3 separate regions of the Homo sapiens genome follow, and regions 2 and 3 are each linked to region 1. Evidence: read pairs that join two places in POLR2A ChIA-PET (ENCODE). Cell type or tissue: HepG2. All regions are shown on one strand. Each heading gives the region's core, and the rest is flanking DNA. Links, peaks and the distances in the headings are about the cores only. Region 1 holds the start of APOC3 (apolipoprotein C3). Region 2 overlaps BACE1 (beta-secretase 1). Region 3 overlaps LOC107987166 (a long non-coding RNA gene).

What was found. ChIA-PET counts read pairs that join two places held together with the same protein. Peaks named below come from ENCODE experiments on the same cell type or tissue, not always from the same donor. Only the 100,000 strongest peaks of a DNase experiment are listed, where the experiment ranks them.
Region 2: POLR2A ChIA-PET joins it to region 1 with 5 read pairs; 1 of 35 experiments calls an interaction of 5 or more read pairs at or near these places.
Region 3: POLR2A ChIA-PET joins it to region 1 with 7 read pairs; 1 of 35 experiments calls an interaction of 5 or more read pairs at or near these places.

What each region holds. Positions count from the first base shown.
Region 1 is chr11:116,824,800-116,830,346 of GRCh38, forward strand. It overlaps APOC3 (apolipoprotein C3), which reads left to right and starts at 5,108. Exons shown (of 4, transcript NM_000040.3): 1 at 5,108-5,141. RefSeq lists enhancers at 493-859, 714-1,008, 4,628-5,547. In HepG2, for the core only: a CTCF peak has its summit at 4,261; DNase peaks (open chromatin) are centred at 4,362 and 5,002; H3K4me3 peaks cover 1,000 bases.
Region 2 is chr11:117,297,279-117,302,870 of GRCh38, forward strand. All of the region lies in intron 1 of BACE1 (beta-secretase 1), which reads right to left. Among named protein-coding and RNA genes, the nearest start is that of BACE1, 16 kb to the right of the region's middle. RefSeq lists enhancers at 2,351-2,912, 2,913-3,474. In HepG2, for the core only: no CTCF peak of the experiment used is centred there; DNase peaks (open chromatin) are centred at 2,573 and 3,163; H3K4me3 peaks cover 1,794 bases.
Region 3 is chr11:116,425,124-116,429,470 of GRCh38, forward strand. The region is part of intron 1 of LOC107987166 (a long non-coding RNA gene); the gene reads right to left. Among named protein-coding and RNA genes, the nearest start is that of LINC02151, 73 kb to the right of the region's middle. RefSeq lists a silencer at 1-83 and an enhancer at 1-83. In HepG2, for the core only: no CTCF peak of the experiment used is centred there; a DNase peak (open chromatin) is centred at 3,038; H3K4me3 peaks cover 457 bases.

The sequences.
Region 1 (5,547 bases), core at 3,048-5,547:
TTTTTTTTTTTTTTTTTTTGAGATGGAGTCTTGCTCTGTCACCCAGGCTGGAGTGCAGTGGCACGATCTCGGCTCACTGCAAGCTCTGCCTCCCGGGTTCACGCCATTCTCCTGCCTCAGCCTCCCAAGTAGCTGGGACCATAGGCGCCCGCCACCACGCCCGGCTAATTTTTTTTTTTTTTTTTGTATTTTTAGTAGAGATGGGGTTTCGCCGTGTTAGCCAGGATGGTCTCGATCTCCTGACCTCGTGATCCGCCCGCCTCAACCTCCCAAAGTGCTGAGATTACAGGCGTGAGCCACCACGCCCGGCCTAAAAAATTATTTTCAATCCAAGGTTGGTTGAATCCATGGACACAGAAACCAAGGATACAGAGGGCTGCCTATAGAGCTCCTGGCACAGAGTAAGCTCTGAAAAATAGTTGCTGTTATTATAATAATCATACTGTATAATAATCATACTGTGTTCCTGATTTGGAGCAAAGCAGGGAGGGTAGCAGAGTGCTCCCTCCTCTAGTGAGAGTGGCAGAGTGAGACTCAGCCCTCTGAGGGGCGCCAGGTGGGCCAGAGGCAGGGTGATGGGTGGGACCAGCCTGAGGCCTGACTCCTGCCCTTCTTGCCCCCCAGCCACACTCCCTGGGCAGGAGCAGCTGGCTTGAGCAGAATCTTGGGACCTGAGGCTCTCAGGGGACCTCCCATTGGGGGATGGAGGGCAATGGTGGTGGTGCCCAGGAGGTCTTCTACTTAGATGTCTATTGGATCTCTAAATGAGGCTGCATGCATAATCACACACAAACATCCACTGAGAAGGTGACACACCACGTCAGCATGGGTCCCTCTGCCGGACCACACCACTCCTAGTGACTATGAGGTGACATCCAGGCACGTTGCACTATTGGCTCCTGTCGGTGAGTGCAGTGCCTGACAACAGTGAGCTACATTTATTTGTAAAAATGAACGCCATCAGAGTAGACCACAATTGTACTAACTCTAATTTGCTTTGTGTTCATTTTTTCAGTTTCCAGAAGTGGCTTAATGTTTCCTAGGGTCAAAGGCAGTCAAATGACCTCCTGACTCTGGCACCCCTTCTGCTGGGTCCCCACTGCCCTGTAGTGGTCCCCACGCTACCATGCTGCCTCCTTTTTGATGCAGCCTGTGCCATCTCTCCGTGATTGTTGGGGTCAGATGCTGGAGTCCACTCCCTGGCTTGGCATCCAGGCTCCAACACGTACTGCCTGTGTGTCCTTGGGCAAGTCTCATAACCTCTCTGAGCCTCAGTTACCTTGGTGAGACATAACCATTGTACCTGCCTCCTAGGCTGTGAGGATTCACTGAGATGATCTTATAGTGCTTGCAACAATGTCTGGCACATAGGAAAAGTGATCACTAAATGTTAGCCACGTCTTACTCCTGCAAGGCTCACCTCCCTGGAACCCATCGGTCCCAACCCTGCTCCTGAATCAGGCACAGTCCAGCTTGCAGCGGGAGCAAAGGTCAGTACTCAGTGCCCCTGTCCCTTCCCCAGGCCAGAGGGGAGGAGGAGACTGAGTCACGAATGACACCTCAGCCGCAGTTTGACCTCCAGGACTTACAGTCCTAGCAGCCGGTGCCACTAGCATGTGAGAGGTCCAGAGGCGCTTCTGTCTCACCCGCCCGCCTGGGTGCACCCATGCTGGGAGCGCCTGCACCATTTGAGCATGTCCGAGAGCATCCACCAGAGTGTGTGTGGATTCACAGAAGTGTGCAAATCACTAAGAACCAAGGGACTGGCACAGCCCATGCGTGCACCCACGCTCGCGAGGGGACCTGCTGCCTTTCAACGTGGCGGGGACGTGACCTGTTAATGAATGTATTTACTTCCCAAAGTCTGAGGGTACGTTTTGCATCAATCTGTAGATGGATTTGTTTTGGGGAGCAGGGAGAGAATGAGAGCCCCCTGTGCTCAGTCTTAGAGGGTGCAAGTAGCTGATGGGAAGAGCAGACTGCCTTCCAGCCAGGCCTGGTCCTGTGAGTCAGGGACGTCCATCTTAGTGGGCATGAAAGGCCTGTGTGATCTCGAGGGAGACATCGCCTCTCCAAGCCTCTCCTTATCTGTGCAACAGGCAGACTTAATGATTGGTGAGGCAATGAGGCTGATAGCTCAGCATTAGCTACAGCCACCCCTCCTGGCCAACCACACAGGGATCAAACCAGGGGTCAGTCCAGAGGTCAGAGTCAGGAGCAGACAACTCAGATCCAGCCAGGGACAGGCAGGTCACACGGACATGTGCCTCACGTATGCTTCAAGGGGCCCTCCCCCGGGCAGAACTGAAGGACAGCTCCTGTTGCCATAGGAGGGAGCTGGGTGAGATACTAGGAGGAACTTCCGGCATGATGATGTGTGATGAACAAGGGCCTCTGGCCAACAGGTCTGAATCAGGGCTGCCCAGCCCAGCCTGGTGGGAAGGGCATGGAGCATGGGGGCTCATGTACTAAACCTCACCTGGACACAAGGTGAAACAGCCCAACCCCAGAGGACCATTTTTGGCCCCGGATGGTCAAATCCCCTCTTCCTCCCATCTACCACTGGCTTCTCCCTGGAGCAGTCTTCATCCCAGGGGAGCCATGATGGGAGAGAGGGGCAGCGCAGGCTGGCCACCAAGAGATCCCCTGCCGGGGTGCAGGTTGGACTGTTGGTGAGGGGCCACAGGTATTCTCAGGTACCAAGCCCTTGGAAGGAGACAAGGTACCAGGCTTCCTGGAGGTGTGCTACATCTAGCTCAGCACCCTGCCAGGTCTCTCTACCCACATGTCCTGACCTCCCTGGGTCCGTTGCCATGCGGGAGAGAGAGGCCAGGCTCCTCCAGACCCTCTGCAGAGATGGAAAGGCTTGGAGGGTCTGGGGCCACGGGACCCCGCCAGCCCATTCTAGCACACCCGGGCCCATAGACCTTGTTGCCTGCCCCTGCCTGGATCTGGGTCCCCACTGTGCCTTTGCCTCTGGGGCTATGGAGCAGGCCGCAGCAGAAGAGGAAAGGGCATCCCCAATACCAAATCCTCCAGTGACCACTTCTTCACCTTCTACCCCACCACCAAAGTCTGCAGGAGACTTGAGACAGGTTTGTTCTGGGCGTGTGACTGATGCCTCTATAGGGGTCTCAGTGCTCTAAGCCGTCTGGTATTTGCCTGGGGTGTGTGAAGACCTGGATTAAGGTTCCCAGCCTTACTACTAATGGGCTGTGCACTTGGAGCCCTTAGAGCCTTAGGTTTCTAACCTATAAAATGGACTTAACGTCTACTTCACAGGGTTCTATTTGCATTTTAACAGAAAACAAAGTCTTAAGTCAAAGGAATGAATCTCTCTCTCTCTCTCTCTCTCTCTTTTTTAGACCAAGTCTAGCTCTGTCACTGGAGTGCAATGGTGCGATCTCTGCTCACTGCAACCTCCACCTCCGGGGTTCAAGCAATTCTCGTGCCTCAGCCTCCTGAGTAGCTGGGACTACAGGCGTGCATCACCATGCTCGGCTAATTTTTTGTATTTTTAGTAGAGACTGGGTTTCGCCATGTTGCCCAGGCTGGTCTCGAACTCCTGGCCTCAGATATCCGTCCGTCCCAGCCTCCCAAAGTGCTGGGATTACAGGCATGAGCCACTGTGCCCAGCCAGGAATGGATCGCTAATAGAGGAATTCCAAGTCTCACCCACCGATAAAGAATTCTGAGGGCAGAGCCGGGCCACTTTCTCAGGCCTCTGATTTCATACTGTGGTGTTAGTTACTTCTGAGAGGACAGCTTGCTGCCAGAGCTCTATTTTTTATGTTAGAGGCTCCTTCTGCCTGCAGACTCTGCTGTCTGGGAAGGGCACAGCGTTAGGAGGGAGAGGGAGGTGTGAGTCCCTCCATGGACCCGCTGCTTTGTACTTCTCTATCTCATTTCCTTTTCAGCACCACTCTGGGCAATCAGTATTCCAGCCCCATTTTATCCTCAGAAAATTGAGGCTCTGAGATGTTATCTCTGTGACCTGGGTCCTATTACGTGCCAAAGGCATCATTTAAGCCTAAGATGTCCTGGCTCCAAGGTGTCAGCATCTGGAAGACAGGCGCCCTCATCCTGCCATCCCTGCTGCGGCTTCACTGTGGGCCCAGGGGACATCTCAGCCCCGAGAAGGGTCAGCGGCCCCTCCTGGACCACCGACTCCCCGCAGAACTCCTCTGTGCCCTCTCCTCACCAGACCTTGTTCCTCCCAGTTGCTCCCACAGCCAGGGGGCAGTGAGGGCTGCTCTTCCCCCAGCCCCACTGAGGAACCCAGGAAGGTGAACGAGAGAATCAGTCCTGGTGGGGGCTGGGGAGGGCCCCAGACATGAGACCAGCTCCTCCCCCAGGGGATGTTATCAGTGGGTCCAGAGGGCAAAATAGGGAGCCTGGTGGAGGGAGGGGCAAAGGCCTCGGGCTCTGAGCGGCCTTGGCCCTTCTCCACCAACCCCTGCCCTACACTAAGGGGGAGGCAGCGGGGGGCACACAGGGTGGGGGCGGGTGGGGGGCTGCTGGGTGAGCAGCACTCGCCTGCCTGGATTGAAACCCAGAGATGGAGGTGCTGGGAGGGGCTGTGAGAGCTCAGCCCTGTAACCAGGCCTTGCCGGAGCCACTGATGCCTGGTCTTCTGTGCCTTTACTCCAAACACCCCCCAGCCCAAGCCACCCACTTGTTCTCAAGTCTGAAGAAGCCCCTCACCCCTCTACTCCAGGCTGTGTTCAGGGCTTGGGGCTGGTGGAGGGAGGGGCCTGAAATTCCAGTGTGAAAGGCTGAGATGGGCCCGAGGCCCCTGGCCTATGTCCAAGCCATTTCCCCTCTCACCAGCCTCTCCCTGGGGAGCCAGTCAGCTAGGAAGGAATGAGGGCTCCCCAGGCCCACCCCCAGTTCCTGAGCTCATCTGGGCTGCAGGGCTGGCGGGACAGCAGCGTGGACTCAGTCTCCTAGGGATTTCCCAACTCTCCCGCCCGCTTGCTGCATCTGGACACCCTGCCTCAGGCCCTCATCTCCACTGGTCAGCAGGTGACCTTTGCCCAGCGCCCTGGGTCCTCAGTGCCTGCTGCCCTGGAGATGATATAAAACAGGTCAGAACCCTCCTGCCTGTCTGCTCAGTTCATCCCTAGAGGCAGCTGCTCCAGGTAATGCCCTCTGGGGAGGGGAAAGAGGAGGGGAGGAGGATGAAGAGGGGCAAGAGGAGCTCCCTGCCCAGCCCAGCCAGCAAGCCTGGAGAAGCACTTGCTAGAGCTAAGGAAGCCTCGGAGCTGGACGGGTGCCCCCCACCCCTCATCATAACCTGAAGAACATGGAGGCCCGGGAGGGGTGTCACTTGCCCAAAGCTACACAGGGGGTGGGGCTGGAAGTGGCTCCAAGTGCAGGTTCCCCCCTCATTCTTCAGGCTTAGGGCTGGAGGAAGCCTTAGACAGCCCAGTCCTACCCCAGACAGGGAAACTGAGGCCTGGAGAGGGCCAGAAATCACCCAAAGACACACAGCATGTTGGCTGGACTGGACGGAGATCAGTCCAGACCGCAGGTGCCTTGATGTTC
Region 2 (5,592 bases), core at 1,257-3,756, 470 kb after region 1:
ATAGCCAGATGGTTGATGATTTTATACCATCTTGAGGTTACAGAAAGAATGGGAGCTTGGGCAAGGTGCAGTGGCTTACCCCTGTAATCCCAGCACTATGGGAGGCTGAGGCAGGTGGATCACCTGAGGTGAGGAGTTTGAGACCAGCCTGGCCAACAGGACGAAACTCTGTCTCTACTAAAAATACAAAAATTAGCTGGACATGGTGGCACATGCCTGTAGTCCCAGCTACTCAGGAGGCTGAGGCATGAGACTCACTTGACCCTGGGAGGTGGAGGTTGCAGTGAACTGAGACCATGCCACTGCACTCCAGCCTGGGCGACAGAGACCCTGTCTCAACAACAAAAAAAAAAGGGACTTGGACTTTGGCAAAAATAGTTATGGGAGGGATAAACGGAGGCCAGGCCAGTAAAAGTGGTCTTTTTATATGAATGAAACCTCATAGGTAACACCCCTCAGAGAAAACAGGTGATGTATGTGTCTTTCAGACCTTTAAACATGTCAGACTTTCAGTTAATCTTTCCTAGATTTGGACCAGGGAGGGCCTCAGAGAAAGCCAGGTTGCATCAATGCAGATTCTCTGCAGATGCAAATCTCCCTCAAAAGCCAGATTTGCAGGGCCACTTCTGTGTGCTGGCCCTCTGACAGCCGACTCAAAATACGTCAAAGTAGTATATTCTGGGGTAAAATATCTTGGTTTCCTTTGGCACCCTCAACATGGCCTTAGAAATGCTGTGTCTGAGGCCAGCACAGTGGCTCACAACTGTAATCCCAACACTTTGAGAGGCTAAGGCGGGTGGATCACTTGAGGTCAGGAGTTCAAGACCAGCCTGGTGAATGTAGTAAAATCCCATCTCTACTAAAAATACAAAGATTAGCCGGGTGTGGTGACGCACGCCTATAATCCCAGCTACTTGGGAGGCTGAGGCAGGAGAATCACTTGAACCCAGGAGGCGGAGGTTGCAGTGAGCCGAAATTACACCACTGCACTCCGGCCTGGACGAGAGCAACACTCCGTCTCAAAAAAAAAAAGAAAAGAAAAGAAACGCTGTGTCTGCTTCAGTCTATGGAGTCATAACATTTTGTGCGTCATCTCAGAGCTATGTGGTGTGTGTGCTGTCTCTGTTCCCATGTCTCTCTACCGTCACATCACCCCTGCTCACTGTGTACCTGACTGATTCTGTCTTCAGGGCCCCCTGCTCCTTTTCAATTCTCCCAGGAAGCAGTCTGGCTTATCCCCTCCAGCTCAGAGAAGACCTATTCTAGGAGCTGTACTGGTCAGGGGACCTGTGGGGACCAGGATGGCACATCAGTGTCCATGCGTGTGGTTCTGTCCCTGCCACCAGAATGTGGCTCCCCTTCTGTCTCACAGGTGACACAGACCTAGGAATCCTACTGTCAGAAATAGTGGGGAGCCAGGAGCCCCATAAAATGTCCTGGTGAAAACCCATCTTGTCAGGGCCCTGGATTTGGCTAAGTGAAGATGGACAGGTGTCTTGGTGTTCCCTTCTGTCCAGCTCTTTCTAGCATCACTTCTTTTTTTTGAGATGGAGTTTCGCTCTTGTTACCCAGGCTGGAGTGCAATGGCGCGATCTCGGCTCACTGCCATCTCCGCCTCCTGGGTTCAAGTGATTCTCCTGTCTCAGTCTCCTGAGTAGCTGGGATTACAAGTGTGCGCTACCACGCAGGGCTAATTTTTGTATTTTTAGTAGAGACGAGGTTTCACCACGTTGGCCAGGCTGGTCTCGAACTCCTGACCTCAGGTGATCCACCTGCCTCGGCCTCCCAAAGTGCTGAGGCGTGAGCTACCATGCCCGGCCTCTAGCATCACTTCTCCTTGGCCCTTTCTTCCTCCTTTGATGGCCTGACCCCACCTTCAGTCAGACCAGAGCCATTTTTTGAAAGTCTACTATATCCTCACAGGCAAAAAAAGGAAAGGCCCCACCCTCAGAAAAATGGTAATTTGTAAGTTGCATCTCGCCTCTTGCCGACTTTCCATCACCTCAGGTTCTCCTCTGCCCCAGGGGCCTTCATTTCTGTATCTTCTCTCCTCAGTCCAGTGAAATCAACTGACCTCAGTTTTGGTGCAGGCCCTGACCCTGTCACCTTGAGCAGATCACTGTGCTTCTCTGGACTTCAGTTTCGTCCTCTCTGCCAGATCCTCTCTGGCTCCTTCCTGCTCTCCGTGGTGCCTCTGTGGCTGTGCTGACTGTGCCCTCCCCCAGTGCCTGCTTAGACCTCCTGGCCTCCTCACATCCCCAAAGACTCCTCTGACAATCTCCCGGCCCTCAGACCTTGTCTCCTCCCTCCTTCCCAGCCCCCCACTCCTGGCCTGGTTTCCATTCCCCTCCCTGCCCCTCTTCCCCTACCTCTACCCGTGGTCTCTCTCCCCGGTCTCTGGGCAGCCACCAGCTCCAGATGCTGTGCTTTCAGAGAAAATCAATAGAGCTGGGAGGCTCAGCAGTTCAGATGAAATCAACCAGGTTAATGATTAAGAAGGCTTCTTCACCCACCCTCTCCCCACGAACCCTCTTCCCCATTCTCAGGACTCAGCTCCCAGCATGGGGGGCTGGCCTCATATTACAGGGCTCCCTGCTATCACTGGACCCCAAAGAAAGAGGATCTCCTCCACAACAAGTCTCTGTGGCCTGTGCAAGGGAGGGAACATCCGGCAAGTTCTAAGCAAATATGGCTACTGCTTTACACTGGAGTGGAGCTTTGACCTGGGGGCTCCTGCTGTCCCTGCCCCTCCCTGCCTCCCCCTTCCTCTCCTGCGAGGCAGGAGGGAGCTCTCTGCAGGGTACTCCCACCCCAGCCCTGAGGCCCTGGGCGCTCTTGCTGTCCTTCCAGCCCCAGCCTTTCCCCCTGCCACCCCAAAGGGGGCCAGGCCGAGCCCAGGAAGGAACGTCCCCCTCCACTCCCATCCCTCTCACCCACCCCAATACTACGATTTCAGGTCCCCACTGCTCTCTGCCTCCCCTCTCCACCTTACACACACACACAAAAGAAAACCAGAATAAACAGTTGGGCTTCTCTCCCGAGCAAATGTCGACCCGTCTGCCCTCTGCGGTGTGCTCCCGCCCGAGAGAAGTAATTCTGGTCCTGTCCTTCAGCGCTTCGAATGGGAGCCCTGGCCAGTCCCGGCAGCCTTTTCCCCACCCCTGCTCCATTCCAAGCGGGGGGATGGGGGGGGCTCTTAACAGGACGGGCCCGAGGCAAGGCTGAGGCACTGCTTGCTCATTATGAAACAGGGCAGTTCAGGGCGGCCTGGGCAGAGGCAGCGGTGGAGGGGCTGCAGCCGCCGAACCCCAGCAGCTGGGTTCCCCTCTCGGGTCACTGAACTGGGCCAGGGGATGAGACTGCCCTCATCTCCCACAGCCAACCACACCAACCTGCCTGCGGCTGCCCCTTCCAGGCTCCTCATGAGCTGCCACCTGTGCTGGGGAGTCAAGTCCCTCCTCCCTTCCCAGGCACCCACCTCTTCCTTGGCCCTTTTCCCTCACATAGATACAGCCACCCCACCCTGGCCCCATCTCCACCAAATCTGAATTCTTCCTGTTGACATTTACAGATGCTCATCTCTTCATTAAAACAAAAACAAAACAAAAAACTTCCTTAATCTCACATCCGCCTCCAGTCCCCTCTCTCCTCTCCCTTCACAACCAAAGCGCTCAGCCAGGCTGTCTCCATTTCTTCACCTCCCACGCATTCCTCAACCCATTCTAAAACTGGGTTTCGCCTCCATTCCTCCACTATAAAACAGCCCTTACTACAGTTACCGGTGACTTCATGTCACCAAACACTGAAGGTGTTTTTCAAGTCAGCCTTCATCTTCTCAGGTCCTGTGTTCTCTGTCTCCTTGGCAGGCTCCTTTCTCAAGGCTTGAGCTTTGGCCCTCTTCCTCTCTAACGACCCTCTCCCACTAAGCCATCTACCTAGATCCTGGTGATGTCTAAGCTCCTAACTCCAGCTTTTTCCTCTCCTTTGAGCTCCCGACGCACGCACCCAAGTGCCTCAAAGATACCTCAAGGGCTGGGTGCAGGGGCTGACACCTGTAATCCCAGCACTTTGGGAGGCCAAGGCGAGAGGATCACTTGAGGCCAGGAGTTCGAGACCAGCCTGGACAACATAGTGAGACCCCCTCCCACACACCTCCATGTCTACAAACAAAATTTTTAAAATTAGCCAGGCATGGTGATGGGCACCAGTGGTCCCTGCTACTCAGGAGGCTGAGGTGAAAGGATCGCTTGAGCCCAGGAGTTTGAGGTTGCAGTGAACCATGATTGTGCCACTGCACTCCAGCCTGGGTGACAGAACAAGACCGTCTCAAAAAAAAAAAAAAGGTCAAATTCAGGATGTCCCAAGCTGACCCAACGCAGTCCTTTCCATCTGGTGGCTGCCTTCCAGTGTTCCTTATACTAGTGGATGGCAGCATCACCCATCTGTTCTGTAGGTCAGCAGTATCAGACATATCCTAACACCTTCCTCTTCTTCACCTCTCTATCCAGTGCATCAACAAGTCCTGTCCAATTAAGCTCCTTACAAGTCTCTTGAATGTATTCATTCCTTATTTCTTTTGCTGTCCCTAGGCCAAGCTATCATCAGCTCACCCTGGAATATCACAGTAGTTTCCCAGCTGCTTTTGGCACATCTTCTCTTGACCTGTCCAATCTGTTTTGTGCACTGCAGCCAGAGTGATCTTTTCAAAGTGCAAATTTGACTGTTAACCCTCCTATGTAAACAGTTTTCCTTTGCTATTAAAAACGTAAAGCTGGCCGGGTGCGGTGGCTCACGCCTGTAATCCCAGCACTTTGGGAGGCTGAGGTGGTTGGATCACCTGAGGTCAGGAGTTCCAGACCAGCCTGGGCAACATGGTGAAACCCCATCTCTACAAAAATACAAAAATTAGCTGGGTGTGGTGGCAGGCACCTGTAATCCCAGCGACTCGGAAGGCTGAGGCAGGAGAATCGTTTGAACCTGGAAGGTGGAGATTGCAGTGAGATGAGATGGCGCCACTGCACTCCCGTCTGGGCAACAGAGCAAGATTCTGTCTCAAAAACAAAACAAAACAAAACAAAACAAAACCAACCAAAAAACCCATAAAGCTCTGCTGCCAGCCACACTGACCTCAGATATCTCAGTTCCCCACACCAGCCATGGTCCCTCTCGCAAAGGCTGTTGTATCAGCTTCACTCTGCCTGGACCATCCTCCTCTCCACTTGCAGGTTTATCTACTTATCCCCTACACATCCTGCCATCTGAGCTCAAGGGACTTCCTTAGGGAGAGAGACCAGGTTATATTTTCTTACTTAAATGCTTCCAGGCCAGGCGCGGTGGCTCACGCCTGTAATCCCAACAATTTGGGAGGCCAAGGCGGGCAGATCATTTGAAGTCAAGAGTTCAAGACCAGCCTGGCCAACATGGTGAAACTCTGTCTCTATTAAAAACACGAAAAAATGAGCCAGGCATGGTGGCGCACACCTGTAATCCCAGCTACTTGGGAGGCTGAAGCACGAGAATCACTTGAACCCAGAAGGCGGAGGTTGCAGTGAGCTGAGATCGTGCCATTGCACTCCAGCCTGGGTGACAGAG
Region 3 (4,347 bases), core at 1,519-4,018, 400 kb before region 1:
TTCCATCAGCAGGAAGTGCTCATCCCATCCCAAGGAGGGCCAGCCTGAGGGGAGAAGGTGGAGGGTTTGGGGAAATAGAGACTACCGCTGGAATTTTCTTTGTGTTCCTACCCACCAGGCTTCATTTGGGATCTGCTCTTCCCCCAGCAGACTTTCATAGTGCTGGCAACACAGCAACCTCTATGTGGGCAGTCACTGGCCTAGGGTCTTCATACAATTTATCCTCCAAACTGGGGCTCTTTCAAGAGTGAAGGAGGCACTGTTAATTATTCGACAGGGTAACGGTGCACACTTTGGACTGTCCCAGGCAAACAGAGACATTGGTCAGCCTGGCTATAGCTATTCCACGCGGCCCTCCCCTCTTTCAGTAAGAGTCCCCCTTAATCATCTAATGGTGACCCCAGAGATGTCCTGTGTACTGATGTGGAGACCAGCCACTTAGGTGAGACCTGGGCTTAGCAAAATATAACATATACATTGGATAGGGGGAAAATGAAGTGTTAAATAGCTGTTCACAACACAATTTGCATTTTCTTTTTTTTTTTTTTTTTTTTTGAGACGGAGTCTCGCTCTGTCACCCAGGCTGGAGTGCAGTGGCGCAATCTTGGCTCACTGCAAGCTCTGCCTCCCGGGTTCATGCCATTCTCCTGCCTCAGCCTCCCAAGTAGCTGGGACTACAAGTGCCCGCCACCACTCCCGGCTAATTTTTTTGTATTTTGTATTTTGTATTTTTTTGTAACACGGAGACTGGGTTTCTCCGTGTTAGCCAGGATGATCTCGATCTCCTGACCTCGTGATCCACCCGCCTCGGCCTCCCAAACTGCTGGGATTACAGACATGAGCCACAGCGCCCGGCCTCAATTTGCATTTTCTATTCATTGATTTCATAAATATTTTCAAGTCTACAGTGTGCCTAGCATAATGCTGGGTATTGGAGAAACACTGGCAAATGACATAGACACCGACCCTGTCCTCATGGAATTCATAGACCACTAGAAAAATTGAACACCACTTAAAAATCAAATCATGTTCTCCACAAGGAAACACGAGTGATGGAACACTCAGAAAACACAGGGGTTGGGCCTTGTCAAAGGAAATCTTTATTGGTTCCATCTTCAAATCAAATCAATTCTATATGGAAGATGATCACCTAGTTGCTCAGGCTAAAGTACAGTGGTGTGATCACAGCTCACTGCAGCCTTGGCCTCCTGGGCTCAAGTGATCCTCCCACCTCAGCTTCCCAAGTAGCTGGGACCACAGGCACATGCCACCATGCCAGGCTAATTTTTTATTTTTCTAGAGAGGCGGGTCTTGCTATGTTGCCCAAGCTGATTTCAAACTCCTGGGCTCAAGTGATCCTCCCACCTCAGCCTCCCAAAGTGCTGGGATTACAGGTGTGAGCTACCACGCCTGGTCGTTATGTGACTTTGAGCAATTTATTCAACCTCTCTGAGCCTCAACTCCCTTACTCGTAAAAAAGGAAAATGATATTATTTACTTCATAAGCCTAATCTGAAAATGAAACAATAAACCTGTAAACTGCTTTGCACAGTGCCTGAATCAAGGTAGGTACTCAACAGAAATCAGTTCTCTTTTCTTCTATTTCCAAACTGGTTTTTATATCTTTTTGCCGTTACTCCTGCTCTTCTGCCAGCAAGATACTCTCTCCTTTTCATTGCCTACCCAGGCAACTCCTATTCATCCTTGAATGCCCAGCATAACATAGCAAAAGCCAGCACAGAGTAGCAGTTAAGAATACAAGCTTTTGGTCCAGTGTTCCTGGGTCTGAATTCTGATTCTGCCAATTGCTGTGTGATCTTAGGTAAATGACTTAACCTCTCTGTACCTCAATTTCCTCTCGTTTCATTCAATTGTCATGAGGATAAAATGAGTTAATAAGCATGCATTTGGACCAGTAGCTACTTCACAGTGGGTGCTATGTGAATTTTTGAAAAAAATAAGGCCAGGCATGGTGGCTCACACACCTGTAATCTCAGCACTTTGGGAGGCTGAGGCAGGCAGATCCCTTGAGCTCAGGAGTTTGAGACCAGCCTGGGCAACATGATGAAACCCTGTCTCTATAAAAAATACAAAAAGTAGCCAGGCATTGCGGTACACACCTGTAGTCCCAGCTACTCGGGAGGCTGAGGTGGGAGAATCACTTGAGCCTGGGAGGCGGAGGTTGCAGTGAGCCAAGATCATGCCACTGTACTCCAGTCTGGGTGACAGAGTGAGACTCTGTCTCAAAAAAATAAAATAAATAAAAAATAAAAATAAAATGGCCAGCTCAGAAATCATCTCCTCCAGCTTTAAAAATCTGAAATGTTCCTGAATTAAGCTGAGCTTACAGTGCTGTAAATGGTCTTTGGTGGTGTTGGCATTACAAGGAAGAATGACAGCAGAGTGATATGAACTAAGTGGAGGGATCAGGGCATGGCCTCTGAAGGAGAAAGATCTCACCTTGAGCTAATGTGAGGGCCCAGGGATCTAGAATCCTATCTAAACCCCAGGCCTAACTATCCCTCAATTCTACAATGTCATAGCTTGGGAGCCTAAAAGCTGGACAGAGTCGTCTCCTCTGAAATGGCCTAGCCCCTGTCCTTTCAGAGAGAGCTTCTCAAGGTCATTGCAAAACCAGGCTCTCAAGGCCCCTCCCTACAGCCTCGGCTTTCCTCTCTAGGAGCAAAGTCCCACCAAGACCTGAACTCTAGCTGCAAGAATTCAAGACGTGTTCAATTCACTTCCAGGTTCTCCTCCCACCCACCACCAGCCCTCTATCCCCCAGAGCTAGGCAGCAGCTGCTGTTAGGAGATCCTATCCAGCCCTGGCTTGACATTTCAACAGCCCGAGACCCAGAGATAAAAGTTGTCACTGAACAAAGTTCATCCCCCTCTCCCGCTCCCTTCCTGGAGCCTCGATAGGCATCAGAATGGGCACTGAGATGGTCTCTCTTGCTTTCTACTGCTGCTGCCGCTGCTGCAATTCCTGCTTTTTATTTAGAGGGGTGGGGGGAGATTTCACAACTGATGATTACGAAGAAGCGGTTTATCACCTGTGCTTTTATGATTGTAGCGACTAAGGGGAAAAAGATGTCTTTTCAGATAAGCATTTGAAGGACGGGGAGAAAGATTTTCAAAGCTCCCTTTGTTCTCCTGGAGGGCCACGCCATTGAGTTCTGGCAGGCAGCCCGGGAGAAAGGAGGATTTTAAAAACACAATCTGAGCTGGCTTCCAAACCCCTGCTCACCATCCCTGTCATCAATTAGGGATGTTACTTAACAAGGGGTTTGGGCCATTGTCTCATCCAGCCTGCTTTCCCTAATTGGATGCAGAGTGGTGATGAATTATTTGGAAAAGGGCTCCACACTGCAGAGGTCATTGCTTTGGCCCCCTGACACTCAAGGCCAGCTCAGGCTGGGCTGGTGTGGGCCTCTGGGGCATGTTGCTGGCAGGGAGATAAGAGAAGGACCTTTCTGAGGCCCCTCAGTGCAGGCGGAGAGCACAGACCCAGAACCCAGAGAAGGGCAGGCTGCCAGTCCATGCGGGGAACTGAAGGTGAGTGGCCAGGGAGAAGATGGGGGCCGCTCCTGTGGCCTCTGCCACCCCCAGCCCCCACTCCAGTTTCTGAAGATGGAGCTCGGTGAGCACAGAGAGCTTTAAGGCCTCAGTCCACAAAGGGACGGGTCTGAATTCGTTAGGTCAAACTGCCATAGACTCATAAATATTGTGCCCAGAATCCCCCAGACCCTGAGTTACGGACTGAGTCCACCAAAGGTTAAGAAATGGCCATCATCCTCAGCAAAGGAAAATGCATCCTCCACAGCTTCCAATGGAGAGAACTCTAGGTGAAAGAGAAGCTGGATCCCATGGCACACTGGGTTGCCCTTACCTTTGGAAATGACTGAGGCCCAGAGTTCAGGATGCTCCCCCACTTTACCCTGCTGTCCCAAGTGTGGGACCATTTTCTTTCTTCCTCACAGTGTAACTGAGATCAAACTGCAATGTTTCAATAAAACCTTACTAAATGCCCAGAAGAAACAAAAGAGAAAACAGAGTAATACAAAATCAGATCATCATCAGGTTTAAGACCTACAGTTGGCTCACGTTCAACTTGGAGCCCTCATAAGTTGCCTCCCCACCAGGGTGGATCCCCAGCTTGCCTCCCTTGCCAGAGGCAAGCTTTCCCCAGCTCATCCAGGATGCTGGAAGTTCATATCCAAGCAAGAGAGATGGAGTTACCCTCCAACCTACCTAAGACCTGCCTTCTAACTCCTGAGTTCTGTCTAGAACCTACCTCTTGGCTGTATAATTAAGGTAGGGAGGCCGGGCGCAGTGGCTCACGTCTGCA